3 separate regions of the Homo sapiens genome follow, and all the other regions are linked to region 3. The links are chromatin loops, found by intact Hi-C in ENCODE. Cell type or tissue: endothelial cell of umbilical vein. All regions are shown on one strand.

Evidence for each region. A loop is a pair of places that touch in the nucleus more often than their neighbours do. Peaks named below come from ENCODE experiments on the same cell type or tissue, not always from the same donor. Only the 100,000 strongest peaks of a DNase experiment are listed, where the experiment ranks them.
Region 1: it touches region 3 in a loop (9-fold over the local background); 1 of 110 quality-filtered maps calls a loop at or near these places.
Region 2: it touches region 3 in a loop (3-fold over the local background); 1 of 110 quality-filtered maps calls a loop at or near these places.

The regions. Positions count from the first base shown.
Region 1 is chr9:81,873,211-81,877,210 of GRCh38, forward strand. No RefSeq gene overlaps it. Among named protein-coding and RNA genes, the nearest start is that of SPATA31D4, 53 kb to the right of the region's middle. In endothelial cell of umbilical vein, no CTCF peak of the experiment used is centred here; DNase peaks (open chromatin) are centred at 1,191 and 1,901; H3K27ac peaks cover 1,710 bases.
Region 2 is chr9:81,757,771-81,761,770 of GRCh38, forward strand. All of the region lies in intron 3 of TLE1-DT (TLE1 divergent transcript), which reads left to right. Among named protein-coding and RNA genes, the nearest start is that of TLE1-DT, 70 kb to the left of the region's middle. RefSeq lists an enhancer at 2,736-3,237. In endothelial cell of umbilical vein, no CTCF peak of the experiment used is centred here; a DNase peak (open chromatin) is centred at 2,111; H3K27ac peaks cover 1,770 bases.
Region 3 is chr9:81,594,347-81,598,346 of GRCh38, forward strand. All of the region lies in intron 14 of TLE1 (TLE family member 1, transcriptional corepressor), which reads right to left. Among named protein-coding and RNA genes, the nearest start is that of TLE1, 93 kb to the right of the region's middle. RefSeq lists enhancers at 844-1,539, 1,540-2,233. In endothelial cell of umbilical vein, no CTCF peak of the experiment used is centred here; DNase peaks (open chromatin) are centred at 1,085, 2,025, 2,795 and 3,585; H3K27ac peaks cover 2,965 bases.

The DNA of each region.
Region 1 (4,000 bases), 280 kb after region 3:
ATTAGAAAATTAATCCTTAATCAGAGTAATGCAGTGTCGCAATTTCAATCTGCTAATGACCTTTGGAGAGACACGGCACATCTCTCCAGTTGATGGATTTCCCTTTTAGAGGATAAATGACATCCTCCCCATGCTTCTCTCAGCTGGACCAACACACTTCAGAAACAAAGAATCCTTCGGGCAGGAAGTGACCCCTTACATTTCTGACACTGGCCATTTAGGTTTCCCCAGCTTCTCCCAATTTTGCAATTTACTTTCTCTCCCATTAAAGTGGCCTTATTGTGTCACTTAACTTTTCCCACTGCTTATTGTTATTTATTTTTTTCATAGAGCAGCCCTGACTTATATTTTATTCTTCTTTTATAATGCTTTTATTTTCACCTTATTACTGCTGAAAATCAACTAAACTTCATTATTACTCCTCCCCGCCCCTGCTCCCTAATCTCTATCAACCTTTATCTGTTATCCAGGTTTATTTTTTTGTTTTTATTTTTATTTTTTTTCAGAGTCTTGCTCTTGTTGCCCAGGCTGGAGTGCAATGGTGTGATCTTGGCTCACTGCAACCTCCGCCTCCTGGGTTCAAGCGATTCTCCTGCCTCAACCTCCTGAGTAGGTGGGATTACAGGCACCTGGCACCATGCCCAGCTAATTTTTGTATTTTTAGTAGAGCTAGGGTTTCACCATATTGGCCAGGCTGATGTCGAACTGCTGACCTCAGGTGATCTGCCCACTTTGGCCTCCCAAAGTTCTAGGATTACAGGTGTGAGCCACCATGCCCGGCCTATCCAGGTTTTTAAAATATGCACTCTAGACAGTAGTCAAAAAAGATTGACTGAATCTTTACATAAGATATATTTTTTTTTCTGCATGGGACATTTTCAAGAATAGCTATAATCCCTTTTCTTAAGAACTTTAGATGGATTAAGGAAATAAAATAAGTAAATTTGTTAACAGCATTAGAATTTCATTCTGAAATCTTTTCTACAGGTCGAAATGTGGCAGAAAGCAGATGTCTATTTAAGGGGAAAGACCTTGTTACAAGTTGTCTTGCAGACTCTTAGATTGTCCTTAAAAGCAGTGTTATGACTGAGGATGCGAGGCACAGTTTTGGTTACCACCGTGTTTAATTTCAATAGGGAAAGTAAAATCATGTCTCAAAGCACCGGAATTGACTTTCCCTGAGCCTCTCCTTGGTTATACATTCTTATAATTACAGGATACAGAAGACAGAAACTTGGCATTCATTTTATCTGTCGTACTCTACATACTAGGAAATTGAGGCTCAGGGACAGGAAGTCATTAAGATAATTCATTATTTTGTTACTTGACTAGAGTGTTTTCAGAAAGGATGCAGAAAAGTAGAAATATTTGAAAGGCATTTAGGAATCGTGACAGTCAATACTGACTGGGCGTGGTGGTGTGCGCCTGTAGTCCCAGCTACTTGGGAGGCTGAGGTGGGAGGATCACCTGAGCCTGGGAAATTGAGGCTGCAGCGAGCCAATTGAGGCCAATTGCGCCACTACACTCCAGCCTGGGTGATGGGACTGAGACCATGTCTCAAAACAACAACAACAAAAAGTCAATGCTGATGGACTGGTTTGGTGGTGGGATTGGGTGCTGAGGGAGGGGGAAGATTCAAGGATGCTGCTTGGAACTGTAGCTTTAGTATCCGTACAAATGGGAAGAGTTAATTTTGAAGGAGGACACAGGAGGAAAGGTATATCTGCAGAGAAAGATTGTGAGTTTAGTTTGGGAGTGTTGCATCTTGGGTGGCTTTATGAATCCAAGACAACATATTACAATGGAACATAAACAGAAGGAAAACAACGAGAGTACTGAGTCATAAAAGTTAGTGAAGAGAGTTTTTCCAAGAGGGAGTTTTTCTCATCCATAGCCTCTGTGAGGCCAATTAAGACACAGATGGAAACATGTTACGTTTAGCTATAAGGAAGTTGTTGTTGATCTTGGCAAGTGGTGTTTCAATGGAGCATGGGGTTAGAAGCCAAAGTAGCGAGCTGAGAAATGAGTGGGAGGAGAGGAAGTAGAAAAAGGGAATGTAAACAACTATCAAGAAGTTTGGGACGGTTAAGGAAAGGGGGAAAGTAGGGTTATACCTACCAGAGAAGATGTAGAAAAATGGTTTTATTTGATACAAGAGCAAGTTGGGCATGTTTAAGTGCTGATGGGAAAGGGCCAATTTTTCTATGGAAGTAATTTTTCTCTTTTCTGGTTCCTGCCTTCTGTCTAAATGTCTGTGTAGTTCCTGGAAATTGTGGAGCAGATCTTTTAGGAGCATCAGAATTATCTCTTATGGATCCATTATCAACTAACTTTTGACTACCAGCTCTTGTTATCAATCCATATGCCTACATTCCCCATGGACTCTGTCCTGAATGCTCACATTCATGTTAGAAAAAAAGCATCTCTCAAATTTGTTAGCAGGAGTAAAGCAAGCAAAAGCAATTTATCCACTTTTCAAATTGGCCTGGATGTGAGTTCAAACTGGGAGATTCTCATTTAAGATCAGTTTTAGAAGAAGATTTGAATAACATTATTTACCATTAATATTAATCATGCATCTAACAACTGGCTCTATATTTACCTAGTGAGGTAAATATATGTGTGTGTGTGTGTGTGTGTGTGTGTGTGTGTATTTTTTTTTTTGAGACGGAGTCTTGCTCTGTGGCCCAGGCTGGAGTGCAGTTGCACCATCTCGTCTCACTGCAAGCTCTGCCTCTAGGGTTCACGCCATTCTCCTGCTTCGGCCTCCTGAGTAGCTGGGACTACAGGTGCCCCCCACCACGCCTGGCTAATTTTTTTGTATTTTTAGTAGAGACGGGGTTTCACTGTGTTAGCCAGGATGGTCTCGATCTCCTGTCCTCATGATCTGCCCGCCTTGGCCTCCCAAAGTGCTGGGATTACAGGTGTGAGCACAGTGCCTGGCCTATACATACATACATATATATATATATGAGTGTGTGTGTGTGTGTATATATATATGTGTGTGTGTGTATATATATATATATATATATATTTTTTTTTTTTTTTGAGACAATCTCACTCTGTCACCCAGGTTGGAGTGCAGTGGTGCAATCTTGGCTCACTGCAACCTCCGTCTCCTAAATTCAAGCAATGCTCGTGACTCAGACTCCCAAGTAGCTGAGATTACAGGTGCGTGCCACCACAGCCGGCTAATTTTTGTATTTTTAGTATAGATGGGATTTCGCCAGGTTGGCTAGGCTGGTCTCAAACTCCTGATCTCATGTGATCCACCTGCCTCGGCCTCCCAAAGTGCTAGGGTTACAGGCATGAGCCACTGCGTCCTGCCATGTAAATATATTTATTTATTCATTACCTACTATATAGCAGATACCTAGCATGAAATACCTAAGGATGATCTGAAAATCTTGATTTTTAAGTTATTTTATATTTTGAATGTAAATTTCTGCAGTTTATGGTGATTTTCTACATTTTTGGTACAATATTCTCCGCTATGTCAAAAACAGTGTTCTTTAAGTTATAGCTGAAACTTTTTTTTTTGGACACCTGGCATCCAAATTTGCTCTCTATTTTTAAAATAGGCCCTGCTAGGCCGGGCACAGTGGCTCACGCCTGTAATCCCAGCACTTTGAGAGGACGAGGCGGGGGAATCACCTGCGGTAGGGAGTTCGAGATCAGCCTGAACAACATGGAGAAACCCCATGTCTACTAAAAATACAAAAAATTAGCCGGGCGTGGTGGTGCATGCTTGTAATCCCAGCTACTCGGGAGGCTGAGGCAGGAGAATTGCTTGAACCTGGGAGGCGGAGGTTGTGGTGAGCCGAGATTGTGTCACCGCACTCCAGCCTGAGCAATAAGAGCAAAGCTCCGTCTCAAAAAACAAACAAATAAAAAAAAAATAGGCCCTGGAATGTAATTTTTCTTAGAAACAAGGGCCCTACTTCCTTCTGTGTAAATTGACCTGGATTAGCCGATGGGTTCTCTCACCAAGGGTGTGACA
Region 2 (4,000 bases), 160 kb after region 3:
TTACTAAACATACATAACATACTTGCATATGGACTTGAGAAATGTTTCTTAGGGATTTTTGCCATCTTGGTAATAATCAGAGTCTTGGTAAAAGTCAGAAATCAAAAACCTAATCAGATGCATCTATATGGCAAAAACTATAAGATTCTTTCATTTGTTTGTTTTTAACTCGAAACTCCAAAGATGACAGAAGATATTGAGAATGGCTGGACCCACACTCTAAAGCAAACTAAATACACAGCAGTTACACTCATATTTATATGTACCATAGCGCACGGGACTTCAATGAGTTCTTATATTCACCTCAGTTTCTCCTCCCTAAGGAAGCAGTGACCACTGCGGATTGACGCAGCTAAGGGGGTTTTCTAGGCTTACTTGGATTGGATTCTCTTTGGCATGCTCACTGTTGTTTTTTTCTTGCTTGATTTGGTCTGAGCTGAGATGTCCACCCTTTACTGGAGGACTGTCATGTTGGAGACTTGCCTCTGCTAGCTCACTGGACGGGCTGTGCTCACTGTGGCCTCCTTACCTGGATGAGTCAGTCAGCACGCTCTCAAAGGGTCCTATCTCTTTCTGCATGGGTGGCTATCTCTGCAAGGGCTGTGATGGTGGGTAAAATGTCCAAAGACCCATAGGCAGCATGAAATGCACCAAATGTCCATTTACTCAACTCAGTGGTATCTGACATAAGACCACAGAACACACCTTCTCTCCACCACCCATCTTGCTTGACCCTACTTGCGGGTAGTATGTTGCCAGCAACCTGGATATTATTGTTAATTAATTCATGCCTAACATGCAGTGGCTTATACTGGGTATTATTGAATGTCTAAGAATAGGCACAGAGCCTGAAATTGAGAAGTGAAAACTGCAAAATGGCTGGGTGGAAAAAATGATGGGACATGGAGCAGGCCTTTTGGTATTTTCCCTGTAGTTATCTTTTACAGGTTAAATAAGATTAATATTCATGGTGAACCAAGAGCAATTAGCTACTTTGCATGTGTTACTGCTTCTTAGCCTATTCTAAACTCTGTTTTATGTATTTATTTTAAAGGACTTTGCCTTGATTAGGGCCATTCGTATAAGACCTTGTACTTTGCATATTTGCAATCATGTTTGCATGTTTGCATTTCTAAAGTTTTGAATTTCAAATCAGGCAACGAGTTTCAGCAAATATACTTCATGTACACATGACCGTAATCAGGGCGTGAGACTATACTACAATAAAATCCCAAAATGGCTTCTAGGAATAAAAGATTTTATGTTTTCTATTTATAATAAAAATTTGGGGTGAGGGTTGGCTTTATTTTAAAAACAGAATAATTCTGTATGTAATTTAAATGCAAAATTGCGAACTAGTATTTTTCTAATTGTATTCAAAATCTGAACCCCCTAATGGGGGCAAGGGAAGGTTGGAATATTCTTATCCATAATGATGACTGAACAATAGGCCTTTCCCCTTTTCTTTCCTCTGCTTCCCTGGGACAGCAGCGCCCACTGTCACGCACGTATCACTTACTCTCATACTGTTTTCCAGGATACTTGGCCAAGGCATCTTCTAACATGTTATAAGATGATTTCAGAAATAATTTTTATCAGATCATAGTTAATCTTTCTAACAGATCTATGAGGTAAACATCCCAGGCCCACTCGCTACAAATGTCAGGGCTGCGATTTTTAGCCAGATTTTTTTGACTTTTAATCAAGGACCTTTTTCACTTCATTTATATTTCTCAAATTAAAGTCTGAAGATCCTTGAAAGTCTTCAGTCGTATTCTGAAGGGGCCTTGAGTTCTCTGTGAGAATTCAATTTTGTATTTTCATTTTGATGCTAATAATCAGTGAAGATCAACATATTTTGGTTCATTTGGATGATCAACTTAACGGAGAGCTTCCACATACTTTCAGGGCCTGCATTTTTATCTGTGTTTAAGATTTTCTTGGTGACAGGGAGTGACAGTTTCTTTGTCATTGAAAAATCATTGTAAATAATTTTTAAAAAAACAAAACACACAGACATGTGAATGTTGTGTTCTCACCAAGTGAAGGTCCGATGACCTCATCACAGGATGTACAAAGGAAGGTTCTGCATAACGTAAATAGAGACAAGCAGTGGAAGCATTGAGTCACTGCAAAGCATGAGGCCAGCAGGCTGAACTCAGGAGAGCCTGGGCAGGGAGCACCACTTTCATGCCGTTGAGGGGAGTGACCATTCTGTATTTGTTCCATTAAATTAAAAGTATTCATTTGAATCGTATGACTTTCCTACATTTGTTCACCTATAAGTTTGTTTTGGTTTTATTGTGGCATGAAGTCTATATGAAAACATTCTTTGTATCTAGTTTTAAGTTTACATATATTAAAAATAACATTTTAATAAAAATCACTTAGGGATGACATCAGAGGTCCATGAGAATGTCTTTCCCTTAAAGACGGTCACACATTATTCCATCAGCACTCCATCATAGGCTAAGTTTCCAAAGAAGTTTTAGGAAAGAGGAAAGTATATTTGAGGGTTTTTGTTTTGTTTTGTTTTGTTCTTTTTTCTTTTTTTTTTTTTTTTTGACAGAGTTTCGCTCTTGTTGCCCAGGCTGGAGTGCAATGGCGCGATCTTGGCTCACTGTAGCCTCCGCCTACCAGGTTCAAGCGATTCTCCTGCCCCAGCCTCCAAGTAGCTGAGATTACAGGCGCCTGCCATCATGCCTAATTTTTTGTAGTTTTAGTAGGGATGGGGTTTCACCACGTTGGCCAGGCTGGTCGTGAATCCCTGACCTCAGGTGATCCACCCGCCTTGGCCTCCCAAAGTGCTGGGAGTGCAGGCATGAGCCACTGCACCGGCCCATGTTTGAGTTTTATGCAATTTATGTTGGTGACTTGTTAACAGCACCAGAGGCCCTACCTTCAAAATATATCGAGTCCAGTTGCTTTTACTCCCTCTATTCTTAGTGCCTGGTCTAGTCACCATTTCTCAGCTGCCTAGATGACAGCCACAGCTCCCAGCTCCTGCCAACCCCTCTGTCCATTCTCAACCTACAACCAGAGGGAGGCTGCTCAAGCCTGAGCCTGATCCTGTGACTCCTCTTCTTCCCACCTGCTAAATGGCTCCCCTCCCTCTCAGAGTGACTGCCAAAGGCCCCCTTACCAGCAGGCCCTGCACTAGCCCCTGTGCCGCTCCAGCGTCTCCACGGCTCCCACTGTGCTCCCACCACTGCAGCCCCACTGACCCCTCCTTGCTCCTGGAACACACCAGGCCTACTCCTGCCTCGGGACCTTTGCACTTCCTTTCCCACTGCTTGGGAAGCTTTTCCCCAGATGCCCAGTGGCTGCCTGCCTCCCTTGGCTCAAGTCTTCTCTCAAATCTCATGTTGGCAGTGATGCCTTCCTGACCACTCTGTATAAAACTGTAAACCCTAGGCTGGGCACGATGGCTCACGCCTGTAATCCCGGCACTTTGGGAGGCTGAAGTGGGCGGATCACCTGAGGTCGGGAGTTTGAGACCAGCCTGACCAACATGGAGAAACCCTGTCTCTACTAAAAATACAAAATTAGCTGGGCGTGGTGGCGCATGTCTGTAACCCCAGCTATGTGGGAGGCTGAGGCAAAAGAATCGCTTGAACTCAGGAGGCGGAGTTTGCGGTAAGCCGAGATCGTGCCATTGCATTCCAGCCTGGGCAACAAGAGCGAAACTCTGTCTCAAACAAACAAACAAACAAAAATTTTGAACCCCACCCCTCCAGTGCTTCCCCCCTCTTTCTCTGCTTCATTTTTCCCACATGACTTATCCTCAAACACACTATTTAATGTATTTATGTATTTGATGCAGTAAAGGCAGAAGTTTACCCATTGCCTAATGACCCAGGGGACTTTTTGTTTATATTTTCTTCTAATCTTATACTGTGTCCTTGTTACAAAATACAAAAGGTACAGAAGTGAATAGTAAGTTTTTCTTCATCCCAGTTTCTATGCTGTACTTTCTATGTATTTATCTTTTTGTTTTGTA
Region 3 (4,000 bases):
GCCATAAAAAAAAGGATGAGTTCATGTCCCTTGCAGGGACATGGATGAAACTGGAAACCATCATTCCCAGCAAACTAACACAGGAACAGAAAACCAAACCCTGCATGTTCTCACTCATAAATGGGAGTTGGACAATGAGAACAATGAGATCGCGCCACTGCACTCCAGCCTAGGCGACAAGAGCAAGACTACGTCTTAAAAAAAAAAAAAATTATGCACATTCTACTTTGAAGACCACTACTTCCACTTTCTTAACTTGAAATCACTAAGAGAGCTAGAAGTTCAAACCATAAACAATAAGTGAAGTATGCACTGCTTCCTCCTTCCCATTACCCTCGAGAAAGTCTGGGCCCTTTCTGGAGCTTGTCATTGGCAGCTTTAAATATAATGTAAACACCATGAGTACTAACACAGAGCTTAAATTTTCATTTTAATACAAACTCAAATTTTGTAAAGTAACTTAGCAAGCACAAAACTGAAAACCGATTATGCCAGGTCTCTAGCACCCTGCACTTAAAACCCACATACATTTGCTTGAAAATAAAATGCATGCTATTATCTTCCCTCCATAAAAGCAAAATATCAGACACATGAAGACTTTTAAACTTCCCCTCCACTCAATCACAGGACATAATCTCAATCTGTTATCTGCTGGCAAATTGGTTCCAGTAACTAATAGTAAATAGCTTTTTGGCCCAAATCCTTAATGTTACTCTTAATTTGAATGAATAAGCACGTATAATGGGAACCATGGAGACTGTCCTGGGGAATAAATACACATATAAAAACAATATAGCTCAAAGCCCTCACATCACCAAACCACTCAATCTCATTTTTTATCCAACAGGATTATTTGGTGTCCTTAGCAATATATCGAGTCCACATGATATTTCAACATGCACATTATAGTTAGTTGAACAGGAACCTATGCCACTTATTATGGGATACTTGGAGTCATAATCAAATAGCATTTTGTTGCCCTTGAAGACTGCCACAGAACTATGGGAGTTTAAGTCTATTCATGTCCTACAAGAATTCTAGGCTTTGAAGAATGCTCAACGAACAAAGTCCAGTAGCCAAGTTCTATGACTCAGAATCAGGCTCCATACTCTGGGTCCAAAAACAACAAAAAAATTGCCAGGTGATACTGAAGAAATGACAAGTAAATTTCCATAAAATTAAACAATTGAGGCTGGGCGCGGTGGCTCACGCCTGTAATCCCAGCACTCTGGGAGGCCAAGGCGGGCGGATCACGAGATCAGGAGATCAAGACCATCCTGGCTAACAGAGTGAAACCCCATCTCTACTAAAAATACAAAAAAATCAGCCGGGTATGGTGGCGGGCGCTTGTAGTCCCAGCTACTCGGGAGGCTGAGGCAGGAGAATGGCGTGAACCTGGGAGGCGGAGCTTGTGGTGAGCCGAGATTGTGCCACTGCACTCCAGCCTGGGCGACAGAGACTCTGTCTCAAAAAAAAAAAAAAAAAAATTAAAAAATAAAAGTAAAACAATTGAGTTGCACATGATTTAAAGGATGGTGTTTAAGATGGAGAAACTGCTTCTCAAAGATCTCGGTGCCATGAGAGAAATTACACATGTGAGGATTAGTTTTTCTCTGTGTACCACAAATCAAGCTGGGCGCCTCCAGGTAAGGCCAGGTTTCCATGAGGCACCCTTTCATCAATCTCAGATTTTTCAGAGAAAGGAGATTTTATCTTCCTCCAACTGGAAGCCTGCTTATCATAGAGTTAAATGTTCCAGATTAAATAGATGCACCGAGTAACAGACGGGAGATCTGTCTGCTGATCTTTGGAAGACACCCACTTCTCTCCCAGGTGTCCTCTTCTTTAAACTGCACAGGAGGCCTGCGATCATCATATGGAGGCAATTTAAAATTGATTCACAATGCAGCGAGCTGCTGTCAGAAGCTGTGAACACTCATCCGTCCCACGGGAAGCCCATATGGATGTTAATACATCAGTCACAGGGGGCCTCGCAGGAAGCTGGTGCTGCCTGCTGTGCTGGAGAGCCAAATCAAATGAACACGCCAGAGCAACACAAAGGGTGGATGGGCCTTTAGGAGGGATCAACTGGAAGGAAAAAACCAGGGGAGGAAATTATTCACCTACAATAATAACAGAGCTTTTTCAATAAAAGGCCACACTGAGGGCTCATCATGACCATGGTGAAGGGATCCCAGAAGGAAACTTAACTTTCTCTACTGGTTGAGGAACTAGGAAAAGTAAAACCAATCAGAAAGAGGAATGTATAAACAGATAGTGAGCATTCATGAATATCGCTCACACCTGAATTCAGAATGAAGCCAGATACAAAATAATGGACATGGAAATGACCGCATTTCTAGAATTTCGAACACAGGCAAAATTCATCTGCAGTATTGAAAGTCAAGGTGGTGGTTAACCTTGGTGACTGCAAGGGGCATGGGAGGGGTTTCTGGGCAATGATCCTGCTCTGTTCCTTGATCCAAGGGCTGGTTACACAGGTGGCTGCCTTTGGTGAAAAGTCACTGAGCTAGACATGTATGATTCATGCACTTTTCTGTATGTGTATGGTATTCCAATATTTAAAGTTTAGATTCATTTACTTATTCAAGAGGAAGTCGAGGGGAAGGCTCGTAACCAGTTAACACATTAGATTAGGTCCACAGGCAAATCAAGTGCCCAAACTTTGCTGTTAAATGAACCTCTCTCTGGTTCTCTGGCTACGTCAACTGCGGTCTTGCCAATCAGCCAGCCTGCAGTCTAGAATGTGTCTGTTTCGTGATCCATAAGATAGGAATAATAATAAAACACAGAGGTCGCAGGGGTTGCTGTAAGGATTAAAGTGGTAACAGCTGCAAAACACTTAACACAGCACTTGACACCTGCAGTGAGTCTTCAGGAAATGACAGTATTGTTATCGCACCACCACGACTTAAAAAAAAGCCAAGTGAAGATACGTTGAATTGAGGGCTTTATCTCAACCAGTGGACAAGTATGTGGGTCAGGGAATGCGGAAAGGGAGGAAGACGCAGGGTGGGGATCAGGAAAGCACAAGGGCAGTGATGAGGCAACAAAAAATACAAAATTCTTAAGTCATCAAAGGTGAGAGTGGGGGAAATGGCAGTTGGCAAAGACTAGAACAAACGCCCAAAGAGTAGAGATGGACGTTTGGATAGAATCGTGGCAAACTGCAGGGCAGACAGTCAGTCCTGGATCCCTCCTTAGGGGCCATACAGCGAAGCCCACCTGCATCTCAGAAAGCCTCAGAACTGAGACCCAGCCCCCACCTAGCTTTCTGAATCAAGCTCCTACAGATCAGGATCGCTTCTGCTTCTGAAGTCTGGTGTCAGAATCGAAAAGAATAAAGCCCACTCGACTTCACAGATGTAAAACATGAATGATATAAAAACCCATTAAGAGCAAGGGGCTTTTCATTTACTGGGCACACAGCAGAGGTGAAGGAACTAAAAGCAAAGAGTCCCCACCGGGCTCCTTCGCAGCTGTGGTGAACTGGAAAACAAGACTGTGTTCCAAGGGGGCAGGTTGTTTTTTCCTAGCAGACCAGGCTCCTGTTAATAAAACTATGCTGTGTTCTGTGGTCAAAGGAAAACAGGTGTTTACAGGGTTGTTGGTTTCCTGGAAATAGGAACTGCAGTGGCAGAATCAAGTAAACAATAATGAAGAACCACAGACCCCAGAGAGGACGGCTGTGGTCAAGCCCCGCTGCCTACGGACTTGGCACTCTGGATGTGAAATTGTTAGCTATATTAACAAGGATCAAAAATCTGATCGTGTCAAAAACCTTCATTCGCTCTTCAAGCTCTTTAGGGCTCATGAAGCCCTTTACAATTTAGTGCCAACAAGTCTTACTTCATGTGACCTTAAACTCCCAGCCACACAGGACAACAGGCCAGTCCCCTAAAATATCACATGCTGTCACATCTCCAAGTTGCGCACAAACTGTTCCCTCCCGCTAGAACAGCACCGCTTCCCTCCCAAG